Linked DNA regions of Homo sapiens: region 1 is linked to region 2. Evidence: read pairs that join two places in POLR2A ChIA-PET (ENCODE). Cell type or tissue: Panc1. All regions are shown on one strand.

Region 1 (8,000 bases), 1.8 Mb after region 2:
TGTATCCCAGGTACACGGGAGGCTGAGGTGAGAGGATCACTTGATCCTGGGAGGTGAAGGTTGCAGTGAGCCAAGATCATGCCACTGCACTCCAGCCTGGGTGACAGAGCTAGACCCTGTCATTTAAAAAAAAAAAAAAAGGAGTCTAACTGCCATGGTAAGGATTTTCTTGTCCTATATCAGTACATGCTACTGCTCTTCATTCCTTGTTATGACATTGAGCCCATTTGAGGTTCTAGATGAGCAGAACTGGCCAGAAACTACTGCAAGGAATCCTGATTTTCTGAGGAAGTTCCAGGGGTTTTTGGTCTTTTAAATTTTTTGTTTTGTGTTTTATCCCACCCCCAGCCATAGGGCAAGCCTCCAAATAGTCATAGGAACTAGTTTTCCACCTGAACACTAATGTCTACCAAACATAAGCCTGCTCAAAATGGCCACATTTTTACTCTGCTACTTTTCCTTCACTTCTATTCTTTATTGACCTTCTTTCATCCATGTAACCACGTATCACTATTTTTAAAATTTCAACATATAGTGGTTTACAACTTATACATTTACAAACTTTAAACCAATCATGCACTTGGTTGTCTGCTTCCTGGTATCTTAATCTCATCAAAGCCAGGTCTCCAAATCATAAGGAAGAAAGTCTGAAAAGGATCATGAAAGAAGTGGCTTTACTAGGTCGAAGCATATGTGTATTTCATATAATCTTCTATTTTAATAGTCTGTGCTGGGTAGTTTCCTTAAAAGGGTGTTAATTCACTTTCTTCTTATTCATACATTCTGTAGCTGTCAGTACCAGATGTTAAACTCTGATCTCTAGTAATATTTAAGTTACCACTTCCCCTGATATGTTTCTGGATCCTTTAGTTTTAGATGAGTCTTTTGCAAAGAGACTGTACCTGAATTTTGTTTTTTATTATGCTCCCTAACTTGGGCAGGCCCTGGGCTTTGTCATCTGTCCCCAGCACTCTCGAAGGCATAAAAACAGAAGCTTCAGATGCTCTCAAGGTGAAAGTTGGCCTCAGCCTTCGGCTTACCCCTTGGGATTCCTGCCTTCACTTAGTTTCTGATCCAAGAGTATTCCTTACTAACTTTCCAGGTCATCAATGCATTAAAATAATTTTATTCTACATTTTTAGTTATTTTTAGCAGGAAGGTCAGTTAAGGTATCTATTCTAGCATATTCCCAGAAACCATAATCATTTATTTTCTTATGTACAAATACCTAAGTCTGCATTATACTTAGAAAGCTGGCAGTATAAACAGATCATTTGTTTAGGATTTAAATCAGGAAAATGTTTAGTATTCATAGTGAGAAATCTTTAGAAAGTCTGAGAAATGCATACTTAACTAACAAACAAGGTAGAAAAACATTTTATTTCTTACTCGTTTCTACAATCTTTCCTTCCCAACCATAAATTCAAGATCTTTTACAAATGTATTCTTCTTTCTTCCAGATGTCCTAATCCTCTACTATGCTGACAGAGAAGGTCAGGAAACTGGTTTTCTATTCTCAGTACATGACTCAGTAATTCTCATCTTGTTATTTACACACATGATTTCCCACACTTCAAAATTCATGCCTTCCTCTGTTGAATTATGTCATATTTCTTTCTTTCAATACTATATTTCAGGCTCATTCCTCCGTAAGGAATTCCCATAGTAATAGCACCTGGTATGTCCCTTTAGTCATCCAAAGAATACCACAGTTAAAATTATAAACTTCATTTTGAGTTGGCCAGAATAAATTGTCTGTGAAAATACTGAAAACATACAAAGGACATTTTTTTCTCAGTTTTAAAACTGTATTCCGCTTTAAAAACTGTTTTCTAGGCCGGGCGCGGTGGCTCACGCCTGTAATCCCAGCACTTTGGGAGGCCGAGGCGGGCGGATCACAGGGTCAGGAGATCGAGACCATCCTGGCTAACACGGTGAAACCCCGTCGCTGCTAAAAATACAAAAAATTAGCCGGGCGCGGTGGCAGGCTCTTGTAGTCCCAGCTACTCGGGAGGCTGAGGCAGGAGAATGGCACGAACCCGGGAGGCGGAGCTTGCAGTGAGCCGAGATCAGGCCACTGCACTCCGGCCTGGGCGACAGAGAGAGACTCCGTCTCAAAAAAACAAAACAAAAACAAAAAAAACTGTTTTCTAGTCAATTAAGTTGCAAATTCTATCTCGTCTCTAATATATTGAGTTGGAGTTGGGAAAAGGATAGAAAGAACACTCTTTTAAAACTCAAAAATGGAAAAAGGCCAGGATGAGGCTTGGGGCACATAAGACTGCTGGCATATAATTTTATTTTCTTTCTATTCATATCTTCAGATGTAGAGCCAAAGACTAAAAGCAGGAGTCGTAGAAGGACAAACAGGGCTTTCTAGCTGGCTGGGGGCAAACAGGTAGAGAGACTTGAGCTAATAGGAATCAAAAGAAAGATCTGGTTTGAAACAATTGTGCACAATCTATGTGAACCAGACAGAGCTCGCAGTTGTCAGACCCTCTGTCCGGGTGAGTTAACTTCACTCACACTCAGAGACTAAATTAGAGTTACTCAAGCAACAATGAATAAGTTGTTAGTGAAAGAGGCTGGATAGCATTTAAAGATTTGTATTTATTTATTCTTGTTCTAAGTTGTGCGTTATCTGTAGATAAAAGTTATGCAACTACTAATCAAAGCGCATAACTTATATCTTACAGAGAAGCCATTATTAGGTAGGACGAGCATATTATTCTTCTAGTTTCAAACAACTGTGCCTCTGCGAGGCCTCACTATTTGGATGTTTTTTGTTTTTTGTTTTTTGTTTTTTGTTTTTTTTGAGACAAGGTCTTGCTCTGTTGACCAAGCTGGAGTGTCACGATCGTAGCTCACTGTAACTTTCAGTTTCTGGGTTCAGGTGATCCTCCTGCTTCAGCTTCCCACGTAGTTGTGACTGAAGATGTGCACCACAATGGCTGTCTAATTTTTATTTTTTAATTTTTGTAGAGATGGGGGTCTCACTATGTTTTCCACACTGGTCTCAAGCTCCCGTCCTGCCGCCTTGGGCTCACAAAGGGCTAGAATTACAGGTGTGAGCCACCACGCCAGGTCCTGGCTGTTTGGATTTTAAGACCAAGGGAAACATACTATTTGTTGACCCCTCGGTCTCACTGAGGACCTGGAAAGAAATAACAGCAACAGTGCTGGCCTTGCAAATCCAAACCTAAAACGTGCTGTCTAAAAAAAGAAACTTCAGGCGGGGCGTAGTGGCTGACGCCTGTAATCTCAGCACTTTGGGAGGCCGAGGCGGGCAGATCATGAGGTCAGGAGATCGAGACCATCCTGGCTAACACGGTGAAATCCCGTCTCTACTAAAAATACAAAAAATTAGCCGGGCGCAGTGGCGGGCGCCCGTAGTCCCAGCTATTTGGGAGGCTGAGGCAGGAGACTGGCGGGAACCCAGGAGGCAGAGCTTGCAGTGAGCCGAGATCAGGCCACTGCACTCCAGCCTGGGCGACACAGTGAGACTCTGTCTCAAAAAAAAAAAAAAAAGAAAAAGAAAGAAACTTCATACACGTCAAAATATCCAGTTGCCTTTTCTTTTATAATTTCACCATTATAGATTTATTCCTTTGGACTAATAAAAAGTTAAAATATTACATTGTAACTCACTAGTCATGCTTTAGTGTGACATCTTAAAAAATTAATATTTCTTTATAGCTAGCTAAGCAAAGGGCCCTGAGGAGAGAAAGAGGACCCTGAAGTTGGGAGACGGGCTTGGGGAGTGAGTTGTGGAAAGTGGCCAATAGCTTAGAAAGTACTGGTTGGGTAGGAGGAAATTAAGGGCAGTATCTGTCACTTACTCAAGGATGTTACACAGATGTCATTTGATAAATATTTGTCGGCTGTAAAGCAGCACCTGGAAGTGAGGAAGAAATGGAAAATTTGCCTCAGGCTGATCCTGCTAGTACACGATGGTATATGTCTGTGTCATGTTTCATGTATTATGTATGTATCCTGTGTGCTTGTCCTGATTGGCCCAATAGATTGTATGTGCCATAAAAGTGAAGCGTTAGCTCCTGTTTTGTTTTGAGGTCTCTTTGAGGCCCTGCACACCAGGGGCCCTCCATAAATGGTGCTGACTGACTGACAGCCTGTGCTGGCAACCATCAGCCAAAGGGAGGAAAAAAGCACCTGAATCAGCTGAGAGTCAGCCAAGAATCATAGTCAAATGTAATTTTCAGCACAAATATTATAGGACCTTCTCAAGCTAAAAAACAAACAAAAAGCTCAAGGACACATTTTATGGGAGTGAACCTTGGGCAAGCTTTATTTTAGCATAGCTGTAAGAAACAAACAAAAAGGAAAACTAAATCAGAATATTCAAGAGTATAAACATCTCTCTAGAAAGAGCAAGTCAATAACAATTCGGGCTAACAGATTTTTTTTTTTTTTTGAAATGTAGTCTTGCTGTTGCCCAGGCTGGGAGCGATGCAATGGCGTGATCTCGGCTCACTGCAACCTCCACCTCCCGGGTTCAGGTGATTCTCCAGCCTCAGCCTCACGAGTAGCCGGGACTACAGGCACCTGCTACCATGCCAGGCTAATTTTTGTATTTTTAGTAGCGACGGGATTTCACCATGTTGGCCAAGCTGGTCTTGAACTCCTGACCTCAGGTGATCCACCCACCTCGGCCTCTCAAAGTGCTGGGATTACAGGCATGAGCCACTGTGCCTGGCCCACATCATTTCAAAAAATGTTTTTTCTATCTTCTGACTTTTATGGAAGAAAGGCTGTGATTGCTTTTTATGGCTATATAGGTAGGCCCATCATCCTAGTCACTTCCTGGCCTAGGTAGGCCCCATCCAACCTAGGGCTTAGATGCCAACTCAACACCGAAAACTTGGTTTGCCAGCACATCATTATTTTAAATGATCAGATTGGAATATGTTACCGTTATAGAAATTGGTTTGCTATTACAAGTCTAAACTTCTTTGCAAGTGATCTACATGGTATTTAAATTTTATAATTCACATACAATAGTAACAGCAAATACATCTTTAGTGCTTACTTTGTGCCAGTCTCTGTTCTAAGTATAATTATGTGAATTTGTCTCATCCTTACACTAACTCTGTGAGGGTACTTGTCCTCATTTTACAAAGGAGAAAGTGAAGCTCAGGGAACTTGCCCCAGGCACAGAGGTAGGAAGTGGCAGAGGCAGAATTTGAACCCTTAAGAGTCTACCTCCAGGGCCCAGGCTCTCACCTCAGTCCTGGGCTGCCCTTCATTTACCCTGTAGTAAATGTAGTGCAGTTTCTACTAAACACACTGCTCCTTATTTACCCTAGAATTCCTTCAGTGCAGGATTATCTGAGGACCACCTGTGTCACAATCACTTGATAAAGATGCAGATTTTAGGCAATATCTCAGACCAACTGAATTGAAATTTCGGGGAACAATGCCCAGAAATCTGTTTTGTTAACAAGCTCCTTCAAGAAATTTAACAGTCACCACAGTTTGGACTTCCAGAGTGAAGATTTCTTTCTAAGCATTTCTAGTAGGCTTAGGGTTCCATTTGGGAAAAAATGGAAATGATATATCTATACCTGTAGAATTTTCTATAGCATTTCTGTTTCTAAATAGGTTAGTGTTTAATTGAATGAAATCTGTACCTTTTTAAATAGTAGCAACCAGATGGGGGAAAACAAACTTGCTTGAGCAATGGTGAATGGAGATACTCACAGTATAATTTGCTTTTTTTTTTTTTTTTTTTTTGAGACGGAGTCTCGCTCTGTCGCCCAGGGCTGCAGTGGCGTGATCTCGGCTCACTGCAACCTCTGCCTCCCAGGTTCAAGTGATTCTCCTGCCTCAGCCTCCCAAGTAGCTGGGACTACAGGCGCGTGCCACCACGCCCGACTAATTTTTTGTATTTTTAGTAGAGATGGGGTTTCACCGTGTTAGCCAAAATGGTCTCAACCTCCTGACCTCATGATCTGTCCACCTGGGCCTCCCAAAGTGCTGGGATTACAGGCTTGAGCCACCATGCCCAGCCATTACTGTTTCATTTTAATCAAGCATTGTTATTATGGTTTCTAAAAAGTATAACCTCAAGTCTTTCATATATATCAGTTTATCAGTTTTATATCAGAGATATAATTTACATGGCATAAAATTCATCCATTTAAAGTTTATAATTCAATGGTTTTTAGTATAGTCACAGGGTTGAGTGCCTAGCAAAACGATCAATTTCAGAATGTTTTCATCACCCTAACAAAAAACCCTATACTTATTAGCAGACACTTCCCATTCTTGCCTCCCTTCAGTCTAAGGAAATCACTAATCTACTTTCTGTTTCTATAGATTTGCCTAGTCTGGACATTTCATATAAATGGAATGATACAATACATTTCAAATAAGTGGAATAATAACAATATATGGTCTTCTGTAACTGGTTTCTTTCACCTAACATAATTTTTAAAAGGTTCATCTATGTTTTAACATGTCAGTACTTTCTTTTTATTGTTGAATAATATTCTATTATACATATAAATGTTTCACATTCTATTTATCCATTCATCAGTTGATGGACGTTTGTGTTGTTTATACTTTTTGGCTATTGTGAATAATGCAGCTATGAACATTCATCTACCATTTTTGTTTGTTTGTTTGTTTGTTTCAAGACAGGGTCTTACTCTGTTGCTCAGGCTGGAGTGCACTGGTGCAGTCTCAGCTCGCTGCAGCCTCGATCTCCCAGGCTCAAGCGAACCTCCCGCCTCAGCCCCACAAGTAGCTGGGACTACAGACATGCATCACCATGCCTGGCTAATTTTTTTATTTTTCATAGAGACGGGGTTTCACCAGGTTGCCCAGGCTGGTCTTGAACTCCTGAACTCAAGTGATCCATCCACCTCAGCCTGCCAAAGTGCTGGGATTACAGGTGTGAGCCACCACACCCAGTCTATGTACAAGTTTTTGAATGTGCATAAGTTTTCTGGTCCTTTGGGTATATATCTAGGAATGGAATTGCTGGATCACATGGTAACTGTTGCTTAACCTTTTGGGGAGCTGCCAGATTGTTTTTGAAAGCAGCTACACCATTTTACATTCCCATCAGCAGTGTATGTGGCTTATAATTTCTCTACATTTTTGCCAGTATTTACTATTATCTGGTTTTTTTATTGTAGCTATCCTAGTAGATGTGAAGTGGTGGCTTATTTTGGATTTGATTTGCTTTTCCCTGATGACTAATGACACTGAACAGCTTTTCATGTCTCATTGGCCATTTGTATATCTTCTTTGGAGAAATAATATTCAGATCCTTTGCTACTTTTTTTTTTTGTTTGTTTTGAGACGGAGTCTCGCTCAGTCGCCCAGGCTGGAGTGCAGTGGCGCAATCTCGGCTCACTGCAAGCTCCGCCTCCCGGGTTCACGCCATTCTCCTGCCTCAGCCTCCCAAGTAGCTGGGACTACAGGCGCCCGCCACCGCGCCTGGCTAATTTTTTGTATTTTTAGTGGAGACGGGGTTTCACTGTGTTAGCCAGGATGGTCTCAATCTCCTCACCTCGTGATTTGCCCGTCTTGGCCTCCCAAAGTGCTGGAATTACAGTCCTTTGCCTACTTTTAATTGGATTATTTATCTTTTATCATTAAATTTAAAAATTCTTTATATATGCTAGATACAAGTCCCTTGTGAAGTCCCTTGGTTTGTAAGTATTTTCTCCTATTCTGTGAACTGTCTTTTCATTTCTTTCTTTCTTTCTTTCTTTGAGACAGAGTCTTGCTCTTTTGCCCAGGCTGGAGTGCAGTGGCATGATCTCTGCTCACTGCAAACTCTGCTTCCCAGGTTCAAGTGATTCTCATGCCTCAGCCTATTGAGTAGCTGGGATTACAGACACAGACCACCATACACAGCTAATTTCTTGTATTTTGTATTTTTAGCTAAGCTGGTCTCAAACTTCTGGCCTCAAGTGATCCGCCCACCTCAGCCTCTCAAAGTGCTGGGATTATAGACATGAACCACCACG
Region 2 (8,000 bases):
CCATTCTGTATGCTGGCCCAGTTCCTCTCAGCAAAGCCCAGTGTGGTCTGATCCAAATCCAAGCACTACTCCTGTCTGCTCTGCCTTGGGAAGTTGCCCTGTACTGCCTTGGCCCAGAGAGCAACACTCAGGAACTCAGCAACTACCTACCAGACTTTGGCCATGTGTGAGACTGGGGCAGACTGTCTAGAGAGAGGAGTACAAAGGCAGTCCCAGCTGCGGCTTGGTGAATTCATCCCGCAGTAGTTCCATAGCCTAAGAGGGATTGCAGAGGTAGGAACAACAAAGTTTAAGAAGCAGATAAAGCTCATTCTGATCTTAACTAGGGACTATGTGGGAGGGGCTGACTTGGTTAAGGTGGTTGGGAGAGTTGGGAGAAGAGTCTGGCATCTCTCAGTGGGGAGGTGGCAATGTATTGGTTCAAGGGAAGTTCCGTGGGATTAGGGTACCATGGGATGAACCTGTTCCCAAGATGAGGAGGCAGGAAATCAGAGCCAAGCCAAATGGACTGGAACAAAGGGGAAGCGAGAGGAAGGGTGTTCATCCCTGGAGAGAAATGTTGAACAAAGCACATCTGAGCAGCAATTCACATACAGAGCATACTTGTGAAGGCTAACTGTGAAGGCTAACCAGGAAGGCTGTAGCCACAGGGATCCTCAGCTAACCTGGGCATACCTATGACACCAGATCCGGAGCCTGAGGCAGCACGTGCAGCCCAAGAGCGTCTGTCTGAGGTACCCGCTGGCTTCGTAGTCACTGATTAGGAGACAGGCTGGATCAGAATCTTCTGGAGAATTTTGGTGCTGCCAGATGCTGTGCTGGGTACTTTACATACATTTTCTCTAATCCTCACAAACTTTCAAACAGCGGGGAAACAAAAAGTAACTCTACATATCCTTGGTCTCAGCTTAAAAGTCACTTTCTCACAGAGGACTTCTCTGAGCCTATAAATATAAGTTAACTTCCCCTTTTATTCTCTATATAATATTCTACTTTTACTGATGTCCCTCAGTATAGCTTATAATTTGATATGAGTGATATTCATGATGATTTGTTAACAAACATTGTGTCCATTTCTCCTCCATAGTTTCTGGGGGCACAAGCTCTTAAAAATATTTCTGTATCCCTGAATGCAAGTGGGGAAATGCAGTGAAATAACCAGTGTATTGCATGTAAACATAGAGATGTTGTAGATTGAAAGTTTCACTCTGTGAAACTGTGGCCACTGCACAGACTAATGTATCTAAGAACCAGAATGGCACTCATACTCACATGAATGAGATTGTCTTAAATACAACTTACCACTGACTAGATTTTTGTTAAAATCTGGCAATCATATGCTAGAGGTGAGTGATATATTTTACTTCTCTGCTAGGCTTCCAAGTAAACAACAGGTAGAAATATATACATGTAAAAGTCCATCTAGAGGAATTTTAATAGATCCATGAGAAAAATAAATTTTCCTTTAGAGTAAACAAGTTTAGCTGTGATGTACAGGTTTCTTAACTATTAGATTTCTCAGATTCTAATATGAAACAATGCCAATTTTCCTGTGTGTGTGTGTGTGTGTGTGTGTGTGTGTGATTGGAGGTTTGTTGGCAAATTGATGCTAAAGCATATTTGGCTTTGGTTCTGGAAGAACCAATGTACCCCACCTCCTATCCAGAGAGTTTGACAAGCTGCTCCTGTATTCCAGTAAAATCAGGATCAAGAAGCATTCTGTTGGTTCTGGAGTACAGTAAGTCCTACCCTCTTAACCCTAATTGGATAAACACTAAACAAAACAAATTACATAAGGCTGGGGGAATATAAACAAGAGCAAACAAGAGCTTGTAAAGACTCCAATAAATCACTCTACTTGTAACATTCACCCTACATAGTACAAGCTTTTTCAATTTTTGCCAAAGACTGTCTCACATGAATTGATGGCTCTACAGACATTACACTAGTGTTGGCTTGAATTATGATCATGTGAAAAAGGCTTGTGCATTGATCATGTGAAAATATTGCAGCACAAAGGGGCCAATATTATACTCTGCATCTAGACCTATGGTTACTAGCTCCAAAGAAGATGTTTTCATTCTCATGTTAGGAGGAGGAAACTAAAGCCCATAGATGTCAAATAATATTCTCAAAGTCACAATATATGTTTGGAGCTAGATTCAACCTCAACTGTTCTAGCTCCAAATTTGGACTCTGCTTAGCAACTATTTTTTTTTTTTTTTTTTTTTTTGAGATGGAGTCTCGCTCTGTCGCCCAGGCTGGAGTGCAATGGCGAGATCTCGGCTCACTGCAAGCTCTGCCTCCCGGGTTCACGCCTTTCTCCTGCCTCAGCCTCCCGATTAGCTGGGACTACAGGTGCCGGCCACCATACCTGGCTAATTTTTTGTATTTTTAGTAGAGATGAGGTTTCACCGTGTTAGCCAGGATGGTCTCGATCTCCTGACCTCGTGATCCGTTCGCCTTGGCCTCCCAAAGTGCGCTTAGCAACTATTTTCACTGGAGATATGGAGGACCTCTTTCTCAAGCCCTGTGCCACATGGTCCACTTTGCTCCTTGTTACAGCTCATCACACTAGCCCATGGTCACAATGAAGCTTGCAAGGCCTTCTTTCAGCAGCCCAGCTATCCTGAACAGCTGATTGTTCTCTTTTTTAGGGAGTTAGTCTTAATTTTTTGTCAGTCTTGGGCATAGGAGAGACGGCGTCCACATTGTGGCACTTGCCAAAGCTATCCTTTGGTTAGCAGAATCTCAGCTTCCTCACCTCATTAGATTTCTCTCATCCAGACTCATGGCTCAACTTCTCTTTGCTGCTGAGGCTTGGCTAGGATCCTTTGGCTTAAGACTAAGGGTACCCATTCATTGCTGCATTTTGTGACTGCTCTCCCTCGACACTGTCCCCCACCATCTCCTCAACCTTACTGAGTATGGAGTGGGGAAGTAACTGACTGCACCCTGACTAGACTCCCAGCATAGGGTGTTCTGTGAGTTCACCTACAAAGATCTGTTGTTCACCTATATCTTTCCAAGTGGTTATGCCCATACTCAAAAGGTTTCCCCAAGATATGGAAGAAGATGACAGTGCTAGGAGGTGGGAGCACACTGGATATGCTACAAAAAGGTAAAGTTGAGAGGGAAGGGCAGGAATATGGAACACACAGGAGCTCAGGTGCCTCCCTTCAGTGTTTCCTGGTTGATACCCTGGTTGTTGGCATCATCAGACCCTCTCCTTGAAGCATTCTTGGTGCCCCAGGTTTTCTTAACTTGGAGTGTGTGTTAGAATTACCTGGGCTTTTCTTAAAATTTATACTCTTGCTCATGCCTGTAATCCCAGCACTTTGGGAGGCCGAGGCGGGTGAATCACGAGGTCAGGAGTTCAAGACCAGGCTGGCCAACATAGTGAAACCCCGTCTCTACTGAAAATACAAAAAAAAATTTGGCCGGGCGTGGTGGCGGGTGCCTATAATCCCAGCTACTCAGGAGGCTGAGGCAGAAGAATCGCTTGAACCTGGGAGGTGGAGGTTGCAGTGAGCAGAGATGGTGCCACTGCACTCCAGCCTGGGCGACAGAGTGAGACTCCGTCTCAAGAAAAAAAAGAAAAAAAATTACACTCTTGGGCTCTACCCATGACCTAATGATTCAGAATCTCTCAGGCGTAGGCCTGGGTACATGTAGTTTGAGCAAGATTCCCTGGTGAATCTGCTATACCATGCAGTTGAAGAGTCACTATCCCGTAAGGTGAAGGCCAAGCCCCTTAGCACCATCCACTTGAAGGTGTAGAGGACTGAGCACTTTGAAGTGCTGTTGCTTGGGTGTGGCCACCCAACTTCTGGAGGGGCCACTAAGAGAGATGGCTGGCAACTCCTAGGGCATTACTACTTTGATGACAAAGGTATAATTAATAGTTATAGAGTATTGTTTAGTAATCAATTGTCATTTGTTTTGCTAAATGATTTGGATAGGTGTATACATTTTTGCTAATACAATAATTTGTATTTATGAAGTTTGAACACGCATTTATTTTTAGGATCTGGAAAGTTGGAGCGGGTGAAGTATAACCAATCTTAGGTGTGCACAAGTGGTTAAATGTGGACCTATCTGTGTGATTACAAGTATATGTGCAGTGCCAAGTGAATAAAAATGAAGGCAGACTTTCAGGTATGCGGAAAAGCTTCTAGGTAGAATCTATGGTTCTACGTAGGGCGTAAAATATGTCCTTCCAAAAAATATGGCTCAAAAAAATGTTTCGTGGCCACAAGGAAATTAGGTCAAGCTTAAATTGATTTATGCTGTGCACAATTAACATTTTAATAAGCAGGAAAATTGAATGCAGAATTTAAATACTAAATTCAGATAGGGATGATCCTGTTGACTGATGTTGTAAAAAGATTGCAGAGGTACATGACAGCAACCCCATGCCCAGCTTGGCTCTGTCGGGAGCTGGCTGTATAATTTTGGAAAAGTCATTTAATTTGCCTGTGGCAGAATATTTTTTATTTGCAAAATGAGAGGGTTGAGCTAGTTGATCTCTAAGGCACCTTGTACTATCAACATTTTGTAAATATGAATTATACACTATTCAGGTAAAGAAAGAGATCATGGACATTTTACAGCTGGTACAACACTTTGAACTGCTTTGACTCATTGAACTGAACTTTTAAAATCAAATGGGTACTTTACATACATTTTCTCTAATCCTCACAAACTTTCAAACAGCAGGGAAACCAAAAGTAACTCTACATATCCTTGGTCTCAGCTTAAAAGTCACTTTCTCACAGAGGACTTCTCTGAGCCTATAAATATAAGTTAACTTCCCCTTTTATTCTCTCTATAATGATGTTTGGTTTTTAGTTAACTTATCAAAGTGATGTTTGGTTTTTAGTTAACCTTCTCCTTAATTTTGGTTTATAAAACTTCAATTAAAATTGTAAAATGTAAAAATAATCTCTCACGAAAACTTGCAAAAATAATAGATACAATGAGGAAGAGGTCAGAATATAATGGGAAGAATATTTTAATGCAGCAAATATAGTTTTCAGTCCTTAATTTCTGAAAAAAAATTAATGTCTGATATATAAAAAAACACCTAGATGGAGACGCTGCTCTTTGTTTTAAAGCTCCTGCCATGTGGTCTAAAACTTGTGTATATTTTTACCTTATTTAGTTATATTTGATCAGATAATTTTACGTAAAAGTTTTATCTTTGTTTCTACCCCTTAGAAAACTTGAAACAATAACTTTCTTAACACTTTCTCTCAGAAGTGACTATTCCCATTATCAGTGGCTTCCTAGTGGTAATCTGGATACTTGTGGAATTGTTATATAGCTTTCAAAAACTCTTGAATATTCATATGCTGTGTTATTTTTCAATAATTTAAAACCAGTAATAAGGCTACAGAGACTTCCTCTGTCTGGTGTATTAATGATTCTTTGCAGCTATTTACACATTTAAAGTACAGTAGTCCCCTTGTCCTCAGGAAATATGTTAGAACACCCCCAGTGGACGCCTGAAACAGTGGATTGTACTGAACCCTATATATGCTATTTTTTTCTATACATATATACCTATGATAAAGTTTAACTTATCAATTAGGCACAGTAAGAGATAACAGTAACAATAATAAAATAGAAAATTATAATGATATATTATGATAAAAGTTATATGAATGTGGCCTCTCTCTCTGTCTCTCAAAATATCATACAGTACCATGGGTAACTGAAACCTTGAAAAGCAAAACTGTAGATAAAGGGGTAATGACTACTGTACACATTTGCCATGAACATTCATTTGTTTACATTAAGCATAGCATTTTTCAAACTCCAGGTATGAGCTTAGTGAAAATTTTCCAGGTGGATTAAACTTAGAAGTAATTGTTTCAGAATTGATTTCAAGATTCACAGGAACCATTAAGCTGAAAAAGGAAAAAAAAAAAAAAAAAGGAATCCCTATCTTAAAATAGTTCAAAGACTGCTGGGAAATATGAGAACGAGTCCTTCATTGACGAATGTTGAAACTGAGTCTCAGACTGCAGTTACATGGAGTTAAGGTTTCCAGTGGGCCAGGGTAATGCTGTCCACTGATTGCTGACTTAGAACACGCTATTTCTAAGCGAGGGAAATCACCACCAGAAAACAGTGAGCCACAGAAATCAAATGTATTTCAAATAACACAACGCATCTGTACATAAAGGAATAGAATGTCCTCAAACCGTGAAAATATGCTATTTTGTTTAGGGGTGGGGGAAAAATCTATACGATAATTGGTTTTTTTCTTTTTTCTTTTTGTTTTTAATGACTCCTTTGGGTCAAAGCCAAATGTGTAATTACCCCAGTACAGTTGTTTCCATTGTTTAAAACTTTTCACCCTATTTAGTTGTGCTTGATCAAGTATTTTTACAGGAAAATATTTTCTGTATTCCCTCCCCGCCTTGTAAACTTGAAACAATAACATCTTAATACCATCTCTGAAACTTGCAGAATTTCCTAACTCAAGCCTTTAGTCACCTTCCTTATTTTGGAAATGATCACTCACAATTGACTAATTGTGCCAAATAAATTTTGATTCCCAGACTCTTAGTTTGAGTTCTCTAATGAAATATTGTGGGGAAGAAAGCTCCCATTCCAAAATGAAAAGAGATGCTATATACTTTTGTAAACAAGCATTTAAAAATGATCTTAAGAGTACCTTTCTTTTTTGATATTCTGCCATGACTGTTTCTTCTGCATCTTGGTTATTTTCTTCATAATAAATTATAAAATAGTCAAAGTTTAACAATTCTCATTAATTTAGGTGTTCAAATTTATTTTGACCTTTTAATTTTATCCCACCTCTATCTGTCTCTTTTTTTCTCTGCATATGAATAATGTGTGTAAATATATATGTATATATCTGCACACATTTAGCTTTTGAATCAAGGAAGTAAGCAATTATGGTTCATTATATATACTTTTTTTTTTTTTGAGACGGAGTCCCACTCTGTCGCCCAGGCTGGAGTGCAGTGGCGCAATCTCGGCTCACTGCAAGCTCCACTTCCTGGGTTCACGCCATTCTCCTGCCTCAGCCTGCCGAGTAGCTGGGACTACAGGCGCTCGCCACCACGCCCAGCTAATTGTTTGTATTTTTAGTAGAGACAGGTTTTCACTGTGTTAGCCAAGATGGTCTCGATCTCCTGACCTCGTGATCCGCCCACCTCGGCCTCCCAAAGTGCTGGGATTACAGGCGTGAGCCACTGCGCCTGGCCAGTTCGTTATATATAATTTTAAAAACTAACATGAAATAGGAGGAAAGGCTTGTGGCAAGAAATGGCTTATAGCTATGTTCATTCCACATTGAAAACTATCAGACAAGAAAATATGAGATGAATTTAGGAAAACTCTTTCACATCTCATACATCATTCCTCTGGGCCCACATTCTCTAGTCTGGTCCCAATCCAGTGTCAGGTACATGAGTCATGACTCAACAGATATGGGAACACCTTCATTTATCCCTATCATCCATCTATCCATCCATCCATCCATCCATCCATCCATCCATCTTGTTTGCAAGACCCGAGGAAACATGAAGGTTTGAAAGTTACCCAAGAATTTCAAAGATAATTTGTGGAGTCTCTGGGGAAAGCAAATCAAAATGGACCTAGTTGTATAACAGACCTAAACTTCTCCATTCTACAATTCGTTCAATGTGCTCCTTCCCAAATGATGACTTTCACCAGGAAATGTTTAGGGAATGAACAGAAAAAAGGCAGACATTACATTAATCTTCTATCAAAACACAAAATTCCCTAAAGCTTTCCTGGGACTGTATCAGATAACTAAATATAGACTGAAAATTGTTTCTGCCCCACCTGCACATCAAAAACAACAACAAAAAAGGGAAATCTTGTTGTATCACCAAAGACTATGATCACCTAGGAGAGCTCTCAGTTATGTATGCTCATTCCAGACATATTTTGCGTTAATAAAAGCCCCCATCTTATGTAAATTCACGAACAACTTCAGC

The links. ChIA-PET counts read pairs that join two places held together with the same protein. Peaks named below come from ENCODE experiments on the same cell type or tissue, not always from the same donor. Only the 100,000 strongest peaks of a DNase experiment are listed, where the experiment ranks them.
Region 1: POLR2A ChIA-PET joins it to region 2 with 11 read pairs; 1 of 35 experiments calls an interaction of 5 or more read pairs at or near these places.

What each region holds. Positions count from the first base shown.
Region 1 is chr5:96,920,182-96,928,181 of GRCh38, forward strand. It overlaps a transcript of ERAP1 not described here. Among named protein-coding and RNA genes, the nearest start is that of LNPEP, 12 kb to the right of the region's middle. In Panc1, no CTCF peak of the experiment used is centred here; a DNase peak (open chromatin) is centred at 3,086; H3K4me3 peaks cover 1,543 bases; H3K27ac peaks cover 3,913 bases.
Region 2 is chr5:95,070,531-95,078,530 of GRCh38, forward strand. All of the region lies in intron 1 of MCTP1 (multiple C2 and transmembrane domain containing 1), which reads right to left. Among named protein-coding and RNA genes, the nearest start is that of MCTP1-AS1, 96 kb to the left of the region's middle. In Panc1, no CTCF peak of the experiment used is centred here; no DNase peak of the experiment used is centred here; H3K27ac peaks cover 1,937 bases.